2 separate regions of the Homo sapiens genome follow, and region 1 is linked to region 2. The links are chromatin contacts, found by Hi-C or POLR2A ChIA-PET in ENCODE. All regions are on one chromosome and are shown on one strand. The core of a region is the stretch at or near the end of the contact, and the rest is flanking DNA. Distances in the headings are between cores, read along the strand shown.

The links. A loop is a pair of places that touch in the nucleus more often than their neighbours do. ChIA-PET counts read pairs that join two places held with the same protein, here RNA polymerase II (POLR2A). Pooled maps may share reads with other maps.
Region 1: a loop to region 2 is called in a pooled map, with 4 times the contacts of the local background. The contact joins the promoter of ADAR here to the enhancer-like site in region 2. A Hi-C loop is called at or near these places in 9 of 50 pooled maps. POLR2A ChIA-PET finds 5 or more read pairs at or near these places in 9 of 52 experiments (GM12878, OCI-LY7, SK-N-SH and 6 more).

Annotation. Positions count from the first base shown.
Region 1 is chr1:154,606,343-154,611,379 of GRCh38, forward strand. It overlaps ADAR (adenosine deaminase RNA specific), which reads right to left and starts at 1,844. Exons shown (of 15, transcript NM_001111.5): 1 at 1,650-1,844. The coding sequence starts at 1,664. RefSeq lists a silencer at 1,618-1,727 and enhancers at 1,728-2,117, 2,787-3,780, 3,864-3,943.
Region 2 is chr1:154,493,550-154,498,635 of GRCh38, forward strand. The region is part of intron 2 of SHE (Src homology 2 domain containing E); the gene reads right to left. Among named protein-coding and RNA genes, the nearest start is that of TDRD10, 6.1 kb to the right of the region's middle. Within about 2 kb of position 3,547, at least 13 of the 41 ENCODE cell types and tissues checked have a DNase peak (open chromatin) inside an H3K27ac peak, as active enhancers do; they include GM12878, OCI-LY7 and endothelial cell of umbilical vein, where a contact is called at or near this core.

The sequences.
Region 1 (5,037 bases), core at 594-3,093, 110 kb after region 2:
TTTTTTAAAATGTGTCATATCTATTTGTATTCACCTGGGGATAATTTAGGAATCATATAATGTTCAATAAAACAACAAAAAGTTGTAGAATAGTATGTACATTATAATTTTTTTCCCTAAACAAAAAGAGAAAATCCATGAATGTGTATGTGTGCGCACAATGGAATGAACACAGAGAAAAGAAAGGAGATGTAAGTTTGCTAAGGATATCTTAGGGCAGTAGGGTTAGAGGGAGAGGAGGAGATTATTAATCTTTCTTTTTGCCCCCCTTAAATCCCCTAAACACCAAGCCACCGTTGAGTACAGCCATTTGGAAAGCTACGGAATAGGAGAGCAAGAAAGTGAGCAAGCAACCCACAGTGATCCTTTCTAAATCTCTCAGCATCACCTCTATGCAAATTACATAACAACTCATTTAACATTCATTGCCTCCCAGATTTCACTTTAATCTGGTCTCACATATTTAGGATCAAGAGATAAGCACTACCCCCTTTGCCTTTACCACACAGGTTCCACAGTGCAATACACTGACACCTGTGCAGAAATGCTTTTCCTTCAAGTTAGGCGTCCTTAATCCTTTCAAAGGAGTGCTTAAAAAAAAAAAAATATATATATATCTTAACAAAATTGAGGTATATAATTTAGATACAGTAAAATTTATCCTTTTAAGTGTATAAATCTATGAATTTCGACAATCGCCACCACAATCAAGATATAGAACATTTCTATTTCCCTAAAAAGCTTTTTCATGCCACTCAACAATCAATTTCTTCCACGATACCCAGTCCCTGGCACCCACGGATCCACTTTCCATCCCTATAACTGTGGTTTTTTTTTTCCAGAATGTCATATAAATGGACTCATACAGTATGCAGCCTTTTGAGTCTGGCTTCTCGTGCTTAGCATAACGCACTTGCGAGTCACCCGTGTTGTTACTTGTAACAGTATTTCCTCTTCACTACTAAGCAGTATCCCATTATGTGGATGTATTTCAGTTTATCTGTTAACCTGCTGAAGGCCATTTGTGTTTTCCCAGTTTTTAGCTATAAAGTGGTTAACAAGCTTTCTCCTACAGCTTAAGTGCCATTTTTAACTCCCAGAAGGCCTTCAGGAGGTGGATAAGGTGAGCTGAGGATAGTGTGCGCTGCTCAAAGTCCGAACGTTGTTCAAGTGGGGCTAAAGCGGGGGTAGGGGGTTCCACAAGGGGCCCTAGCAGAAAGGGAGACGATGTGTCTGCCTTGACATGGGCTCAGGCCTTCCTACTCAGACGGGGGCGCATTTTCCCCCAAGCCCTCTTCACGCACTGCTCCATTCTGCAGAATTAATGAGCAGGATACAAATTCACAAATTCCTAAACCAGCAATGCTGCTTGGCAAGACTACACACACACGCACACACACACACACACACTCTCACAAGACGCACAAATTCCTAAACCAGCAATGCTGCTTGGCAAGACGACACACACCCACACACACACACTCACAAGACGCACAAATTCCTAAACCAGCAATGCTGCTTGGCAAGACGACACACACACACACACTCTAACACTCACAAGACGCACACGCTACGCACTGCAACACAAAGCCTGTGAGGTTGTAAACGAACCCAGACGGCGGCGAAGGTCCAAGGCCGGCCCGGCTTACCTGCCGCGGATTCATTGCGCCCGCGAGGCATTGCCCGGCCCGACCCGCCGGCGGCACGACCCTGGCCCGACCGCTGGGCCGCGCCAGCCCCTCGAGGCCCCCACGCCTCCGCTACTCCGCACTGGAAGTGGCCCCGGGGCGTCGGCACGGGAAACTCCGCGGGTCTGCGCGCCGGGCCCAAGATGGCTCCGGTTCAATTTCGCTTTCGTTTCCTCGGAAAGCCTTCCCCTCCGGAAAGTTTGGCCAAGAGGAGGGGCTTGAGCAAATCTTGCGCCACGCTTGGTTTCAGGCCGGTTACAAGTCGAACCCCTCCGCTGCATGAGAACTACGGAAGGTACTTTTTTTTTTTTTTTTGAGGCGGAGTCTCGCTCTTTTTGCCCAGGCTGGAGTGCAATGGCGCAATCTCGGCTCACTGCAACCTCTGCCCCCCGGGTTCAAGCGATTCTCCTGCCTCAGCCTACGGAGTAGCTGGGATTACAGGCGAGCGCCATCACTCCTGGCTTTTTTTTTTTTTTTTTTTTTGTATTTTTAGTAAGAACAGGGTTTCACCACGTTAGCCAGGGTGGTCTCGAACTCCCGGCTTCAAGAGATCCGCCCACCTCGGCCTCCCAAAGTGTTGGGATTACAGGCGTCAGCCCCCGCGCCCGTCCGGTACTGTTTAGGAAAACCGCCGTTTCAGTACTGAGCTCCTAATTCCCCGCACAGGCCGTAGGCAGGAATACACGAATAGAGCAAAAGGAAAACAAAGGCACACAAAACCTCAGGCCAGAAACAGCATGACGCCCGGTCCTCCCTCTCTCCGCGCCAGCGCGGTGGTGGCCGCGTCTCCAATGTGGAGGGGGGGGGGAGGGGATGGGCGGGAGCGCAGATCTCGTCAAACGACCAAGGTCCCCACCGTGGGACCTTGTTAATGCTCCTACTATGTTATAAACTTAAGCAAGCAGATGCCAGCCAGTAAAAAGTACCAAGAGTAGCAACAGCAGCAGTGAACAATTTAGGATCTAGGTCATAAAAACTACCCCACCAGGCAAATGGTTAAGTACTTTACATGTATTATCTCCCTTAATCTTCACAACAGCCCTCCAAGGTAGGCATTATTCCCACTTTGCAGGTGTAGAAACCGAGGCTTGACTAAGGCCACGCTGCTGCCAAATCCAGGTCTGAAGGCTTTAGTAAAGCTCAGTCTTCAGCGCTTCTCTACACTCATTCAAATTACACCATTACTTTCAAAAAGATAACTTTTGTTATCTAGAGGGACAAAAGTCAAATTTGCTTCATGGTCAGGCTTCTCTAACTGCTGGATTTTTGTTCAAGGTATCTGGGAAACGATTATTCTAGGGTTCAACACCATCCTCACCTGTGAGAATGTTCTTTCCCTGTGTTTAATCTTAATTTTACCCCCATGCTTATGAAATTACAAGGCAGTCCCTTTATAGCAGTATCTCCAGCTGATGCCCTTTCATGGTGTTAGTCACTCCAAATTAACATTCCCTTGCAGGCTGGGCTCTGTCTTCCTTCTGGGCCTTTGCACATTCTATTCGTTGGCCTAGCATGCACCTCCTCCACGGCTTCCCGTGAATCAACCTTTCAAATTTACAAGGGAGGCCTTCCCCACAGCAGGTAGGGGGAGAGGAGGGGGAGCAGGTGCTGTTTGTGGTTTCCTACTCCATGCTTCTCGAGTTACTGGGCGCCTACCCCTAATAGGGCACTTGCACACTGCGCTAAAAACGCCCCATTCGATCATTTAACAAAACTTTACTAAGCACCTAATTATGTGGCAGATACTGTGTTAAGCACCCAGGATATGACACAAATAAGAGCGCCATCCTTTAGCTAGTCTGCTAGGGAAGATGGATGCCTCAGTAATCACAATTATCATGTACTTCTTGTTCATATATCTGCCTCTAGAATTGTCAAGTCATCTCCTCGGGGGCAGGAAGCATGTTTTGTATCCTTATATTCGCCTTCAGAGGGCTGGTTAGTTGAAAGAATAACAGACCCCTCAGTAGGTATAACAATGGGCAAAAACAATCGAAAGACAACTTCACAGGAGATAAAAAATATCAAACATATGAAAAGGTTCTCAACCCCATCACATCAGAGAAATGCACAGTATAGCTACAGTGAGCTACTGTCCATTCACCAGACAGACAGCATTAGCCATCTGATTAGACCAGGTGGCAGCAAGGATGCAGAGCAGCTCTTAGTCACTACAGGAAACCAGTTTACCATTATCTAGAAAGGTAATGGTAAACCCCAAGAAGTTCATGGTTGCATTATTTGTAATTAATAGCCCCCAAACTGGAAACAACCCAAATGTCCATCAAAAGTAAAATGGATAAATGGTGGCATATGCCCATGATGGAATACAATACAGCAACAAAAATGAAAGATCTACGCATGCAACAAGGTAGCTAATTATCTAAATATGATACTGAGTGGGAAAAGCCATATGTATACTATATGATCCCACTTACAGAAAGTCCCAAGCCAGGCAAAACCAAACTATAGTATGCTCTGCATAAAAGACAAAATGAGGCCGGGCGCAGTGGCTCATGCCTGTAATCCCAGCACTTTGGGAGGCCGAGGTGGGCGGATCACGAGGTCAGGGGATCGAGACCATCCTGGCCAACATAGTGAAACCCCATCTCTACTAAAAGTACAAAAAATTAGCTGGGCATGGTGGCGTGTGCCTGTAGTCCCAGCTACTGGGGAGGCTGACGTGGTAGAAACGCTTGAAGCAGGGAGTCGGAGGTTGCAGTGAGCCAAGATTGTGCCATTGCACTCCAGCCTGGAGACAGAGCAAGACACCGTCTCAAAAAAAAAAAAAAAGAAAAAAAAAAAAAAAAAGACAAAATTGTGGTTAATCACTTCTAGGGAGAAAGGTGGGAGTTTTGACTGGGAAGAAATCTTTTGGGTACCGGTGATGTTCTAGCTCTTGACTTGGGTAGTGGCTACATATGTTTGCTTTCCAATAATTTCATTATACATTTACGTTTTATTCATGTTTCTGTATATATATGCTGTATTTCACAAATTTAAAAGGTAAAAACAAACAAGAACCACAACAAACTCTTGCTGTTGCAATTCCAGTCCACTTCCCCATGTTTTTTTTCCTCCGTTTAAGTAACAGGAGTTATATCTTACCTCTGCTTTCTTGTCTTCAGGCAAGACAATCTGAAAGCCTTTACCCTTCTTCAGAAATGATCCAGAAAAGCTTTAATCACAACTACTGTGCGAGGGAAGCTGCACCGCTGCTCCCCCCACCCCTTTTAATCTAACATAGGACACAGTGGCAAAGCAGTGAACTTTCCTCAACAGAAGGTCAGTTTATGCCTTGAAAGAACAACAACTCCTATTGTCATTTAATCTTAGCAGCTCAAGTAAC
Region 2 (5,086 bases), core at 2,297-4,796:
GGGGCTGAAGCTCAGCACTGACCTGCACCTACTAAAAACATGCAGTTGGTTGGTGTGAAACATTATAGGGGCCCAAAATTTTCCCTTCTCAATCCCCAACTCGCTGCAGGTAATTATGTCATTCACATGAAAACACAAAAACAAGAAAGTCTTAGCAGAAGACTAAGATTTTCTTTTACTAAATTAACTGTAGTTAGCAATAAGTATTGCCCTATATGGTCCAGAATGCTCTTTGGAAATATAATTGTCTCTGGAGTGTCTAACTCACGGCTGTACTGACTAGGTATACACCTGCTAGGTGTATTATGCCCAGAATCTCACTGATGCCTCACTAAGGCAGTGACAGATGTGTTACCCCATTTTCACAGGTGAATACACGGAAGCCACAGTCATGCAGCAGTTATGGTGAGGCCAATTATTACCAACTCCAGAGTCCATGCTTTATGCTCAAATGATTTCACGTAAAATGTTAATTCCAATTTCCAAATAATGTGCCTTTTCCCCTAATCCATTTTAACCCATTTCATGTTTCCAAAACATTAAACTTGGAGCCTCTTAAGACTCTATTTTCCTCCTGGAATCAGAAACAGGGCTGCCCGACAATTTTTTACTCATATCTTTGATCAGTGCTCAAGCTTTTAAAATTACTTTAATATTTTCTTATTGAATAAATCTAAACATCTGAACAAAAGCAGGTACAATTCAGAAACCCTGAAATTTAGCGAGGAGAATAAAGACAAATTAAATCAAAACCAGTCTTCATTTGCACTTTTTTCCATAAGAGGTTTTTTCTGTTTAAATCACAGGCAAAGACAGACATAACAGTTTTTTTTTTTTTTTTTTTTTTAGAGATGGGGTCTCACTATATTGGCAAGGTTGGCCTTGAACTTCTGGCCTCAACTGATCCTCCCACCTTGGCCTCCCAGAGTGCTAGGATTATAGGCATGAGCCACCGGGCCCGGCAGATGGAGTTTATAGTTTTTTTTTTTTTTTTTAATGGAGACTCGAACAGTGAGGTTCTCTTTTAGATTTGACTATTTAAACAAACCAACAAAATCATTTGGAAGTAAAAATAAAATTTTAAAAATAATCTTTGACTGGAGCTCAAAAGCTAAAACCACAGCTTGCTGAATGACATGGTATTTTCAGTTGTGTAATTTGAACAAATTATTTAATCTTTCTGAACCTAGGTTTCCTCAACTGTATAAAGAAACCCGCTTGCACGGTGGCTCACTTTGTGGCTGGCAATCCCAGCACTTTGGGACGCCAAGGCAGGAGGATGACTTGAGGCCAGGAGTTCGAGACCAGTCTGACCAACATGGTGAAACCCCGTCTCTACTAAAAATACGAAAATTAGCCAGGTGTGGTGGCAGGTGCCTGTAATCCCAGTTACTTGGGAGGCTGAGGCAGGAGAATCACTTGAACCTGGGAGGTAGAGATTGCAGTGAGCTGAGATTGCACCACTGCACTCCAGCCTGGGCGACACAGCGAGACTCCGTCTCAAAAAAACAAACAAACAAAACACTTTACAGGGTTGCTGCAAGATTTAGTGAGGTAATTTGGCCAGGCTGGTACCTAGTAAGCTCTCAATTTACAGCTGTATGACATCAACTGCAGAAAGAATCCTCATGCTAACTAGCCAATGGGAACTTTTAAAGACCTGTCCGATGCTAATGTTTCAAAGCGGTGGCTAAAACTCCTAATGCTAGATTATGTAGAATATTTCTGCCAAATATTTAGCTAAATATCTTAGCTAGAATATTTAGTTAAAATGTTCCTGTGAATTTAGCAGAAAAGCAACAGAGGTTTATATTAATATTGCCTTGTATTCAGTCATATCTTTTTATGAACAATCCTTTGGATAAATCTCAGTGATAATTTACTCATAAACTCATAAATTCTTAACTTTTAAAAGTTAAGAGCAAAGTTTTGGGGGGACCCAGGCTTCCTGGGTCCCATAGCGATTTGGCCACAGGAAAGCCATGGGCTTCTCTCAGTTTCCTCTGCCCCTGAGGTAGATGCTGGCTCCTATTCTCAACTTCATGGCACTTATCATGCTTTTCAATGACTTATCTTCTTTGCTGGTAGGTCTGTTTCCCCCTTAGGCTGTGAGGTCCAAGGGCAGAAATCATGTGGGTCTTGTTTCCTGTATGCCCAGAGCTCAGGACAGGGCCTAGTACATAATAAAAAAAAAAACCTCAAGAAATATTTGTTGGGTATTCTAAAACAACATATGGGCAGTATTCTACACGCCCAAGATATTGTTAAAACCAGGCCTGTAATTCCCATTTCACCGGTAGAAAAAAGGCAATGCAAAGAATGGCAACACAGATTTAACCACTCCACAGTTCAACTGTGTTCATTAAAATCCTTTCCATCTTCAGAAATGCTGAAACAAGTAAAAAAAACTCTCATTTCTCAAGAAAGACGGGAAATTTCCGAACTTGGACTTGACAATCAGGTACACAAGGAGCAAACTGAATAAAAAAGTAAAAGGTTTAAAAAACAAAAAACAAAAGCCCAGCAGCAAATCTTTTATTTCTAGCTTCCGATAAACTCACTTCCTGTTATTCTGTCCAGCTTGTAACCTACGGGTAGAATAAGAGGTAGAGTCTCTACACTGATTGAGAAGGTGCTTTGTGATATATATTCTAAATGAAGAAACTTTAAAATCCACGAGTACAACTTTTTTAAAGTTAAGACCAAAGTATACTTAGATCACTAGTTTAGAAAGTTAGTAATTTGGATTTTTAATAAATTTGAATTTATTTGCCAACTGAATATATTAATTTTGTATTCCTAAATGAATTTATTTTCAGAAATTGTTTAAAACAGAGCATGGAACTTAATACACACTCAAATATTAAATGCTAGCGATTATTATTACATTTATTCCATGTTGGACAATTCTGACTTCTGAAGACAACATTCTTGGTTGAGTGGAAAGGTGCCTCACTTACGGGTGAAGTTTACAGTGGTTTTGCAAACGGCATTTCAAGTGTGTCCTGAACGCCATGTGGTGTCAGGGGCAGACCACTCAATGTGGAGTGGGAGATCCGGGTGCTAATTCCTGCTCTGTCTCTTAAAATGTCTCCTTAACACAGGCAAGCCCCAATCCCTTTGATCTTGTTTTTTGTCACCCTGTCACAAGGGGGACAGCATTGTAGTCCCCTAGCTTATAGAGCTCTTGTGGGAATTACATGAAAAAAAAAACAAAAAAACCCCCCAAAATTATATTCATTTTTATAAAATCACAGCACATTTCCTCTTATCAGTGCAGCTCTCCAAATAAACAGATGTATGGTATAAACTACCTACTTCAGTTAAAGAGAAAGATAAGAATAAAAACCCAAGGACAAAGAAAGGTGAATCACAATTAAGCATAAAACTTTTTTTTTTAAGAAAATCCTTTTCCTCAATTTTATGTAAAAGTAAATTCTTTTCCCTATTCCTTTCAAGGCTCTGATGTTTTTTAAAACTCTGACAGTTCATTTTCACTTCCTTTCATTCACAGATTTCATTAGGGGTCACAGTCCAGTGACCTTCAGGGTCACAGCCTGGCCAGGGTACACCCTCCCCACACGGAGGGCCTTATCTCTGTAAGCAGAGAAGCAGGAAGCGGAGCCAGGCTTTCCTGTTCCAGCTCGTTTTCATTCTGAAGACTGTCTTGGCCCTTCCAGTGTGCTGCTGCTACTCTCTGCTCAACTCTTCTGAGACTATACTTAGAGAACCTGAGCTTGACAGCTCTTCAATCTGTTCTAAACAGAAGAGACAAAGTCTTTCATGTGGGACCAGTTACTCTTCCCAGGCATGAAACCCACAAGAGTCAAATAAGGCTCCCTTGAGTCAGCATTCAGCAATTACATTTCTCATTATGGATGGAAGACTGTTTAAGGAAAACTAGGTGAAGACATAAAGTTCACAAATAAATCTATATTATTTTTATTTAAGTATCATTTACATCAACTTAAGAGAATTATGACTAAAAGGGAAAAGTTTGACACTAAGAATGACAGAGTGACTGCTTAGCTCACAAACTGGAATTGTTCTGACTTGAAAAGTTACAAGATTAGTCTTTGGTTTTAGGTGGTTGCCTTGAATGGCTTGGTTTACACAGCAATGATTTTTTTTTCTTTTCTTTTTTTTTTGAGACAGAGTTTCCCTCTTGTTGGCCAGGCTGGAGTGCAATGGCACGATCTTGGCTCACCACAACCTCTGCCTCCCGAGTTCAAGTGATTCTCCTGCCTCAGCCTCCTGAGCATCTGGAATTACAGGCATGCACCACCATGCCCGGCTAATTTTTTATATTTTTAGTAGAGACAGGGGTTTCTCCACGTTGGTCAGGCTGATCTCGAACTCCCGACCTCAGGTGATCGGCCCACCTCGGCCTCTCAAAGTGCTGGGATTACAGGTGTGAGCCACCACACCCAGCCAGCAGTAATTTATAATTACTGCTTAGTAATTAAATTCTTGGCTCCAATATTGTAGAACTTGTTGAGAAAGTCTTCTACTACAAAATACAGAATCACATCATGTTTGCAGTTTTTGTTTGTTTTTTTTGAGACGGAGTTCCACTCTTGTTGCCCAGGCTGGAGTGCAATGGCTCAATCTTGGCTCACTGCAACCTCTGCCTCCCAGGTTCAAGCAATTCTCCTACCTCAGCCTCCCAAGTAGCTGGGATTACAGGCATGCGCCACCATGCCTGGCTAATTTTGTATTTTTTTTTAGTAGAGACAGGGTTTCTCCATGTTGGTCAGGCTGGTCTTGAACTCCTGACCTCAGGTGATCCGCCCACCTTGACCTCCCAAAGTGCTGGGATTATAGGCGTGAGCCACTGCGCCTGGCCTTTTTTTTTTTTTCCTTTTTGAGACAGGGTCTTGCTTTGCTGCCCAGGCTGGAGTGCAGTGGCGCAATCTTGGCTTGTTGCAACCTCCTCCTCCCTAGTTCAAGTGATTCTCGTGCCTCAGCTTCCCAAATAGCTGGGATTACAGGTGTGCACCACCACACCCGGCTAATTTTTGTATTTTTAGTAGAGATGGGGTTTCACTATGTTGGCCAGGCTGGTCTCAAACTCCTGGCCTCATAT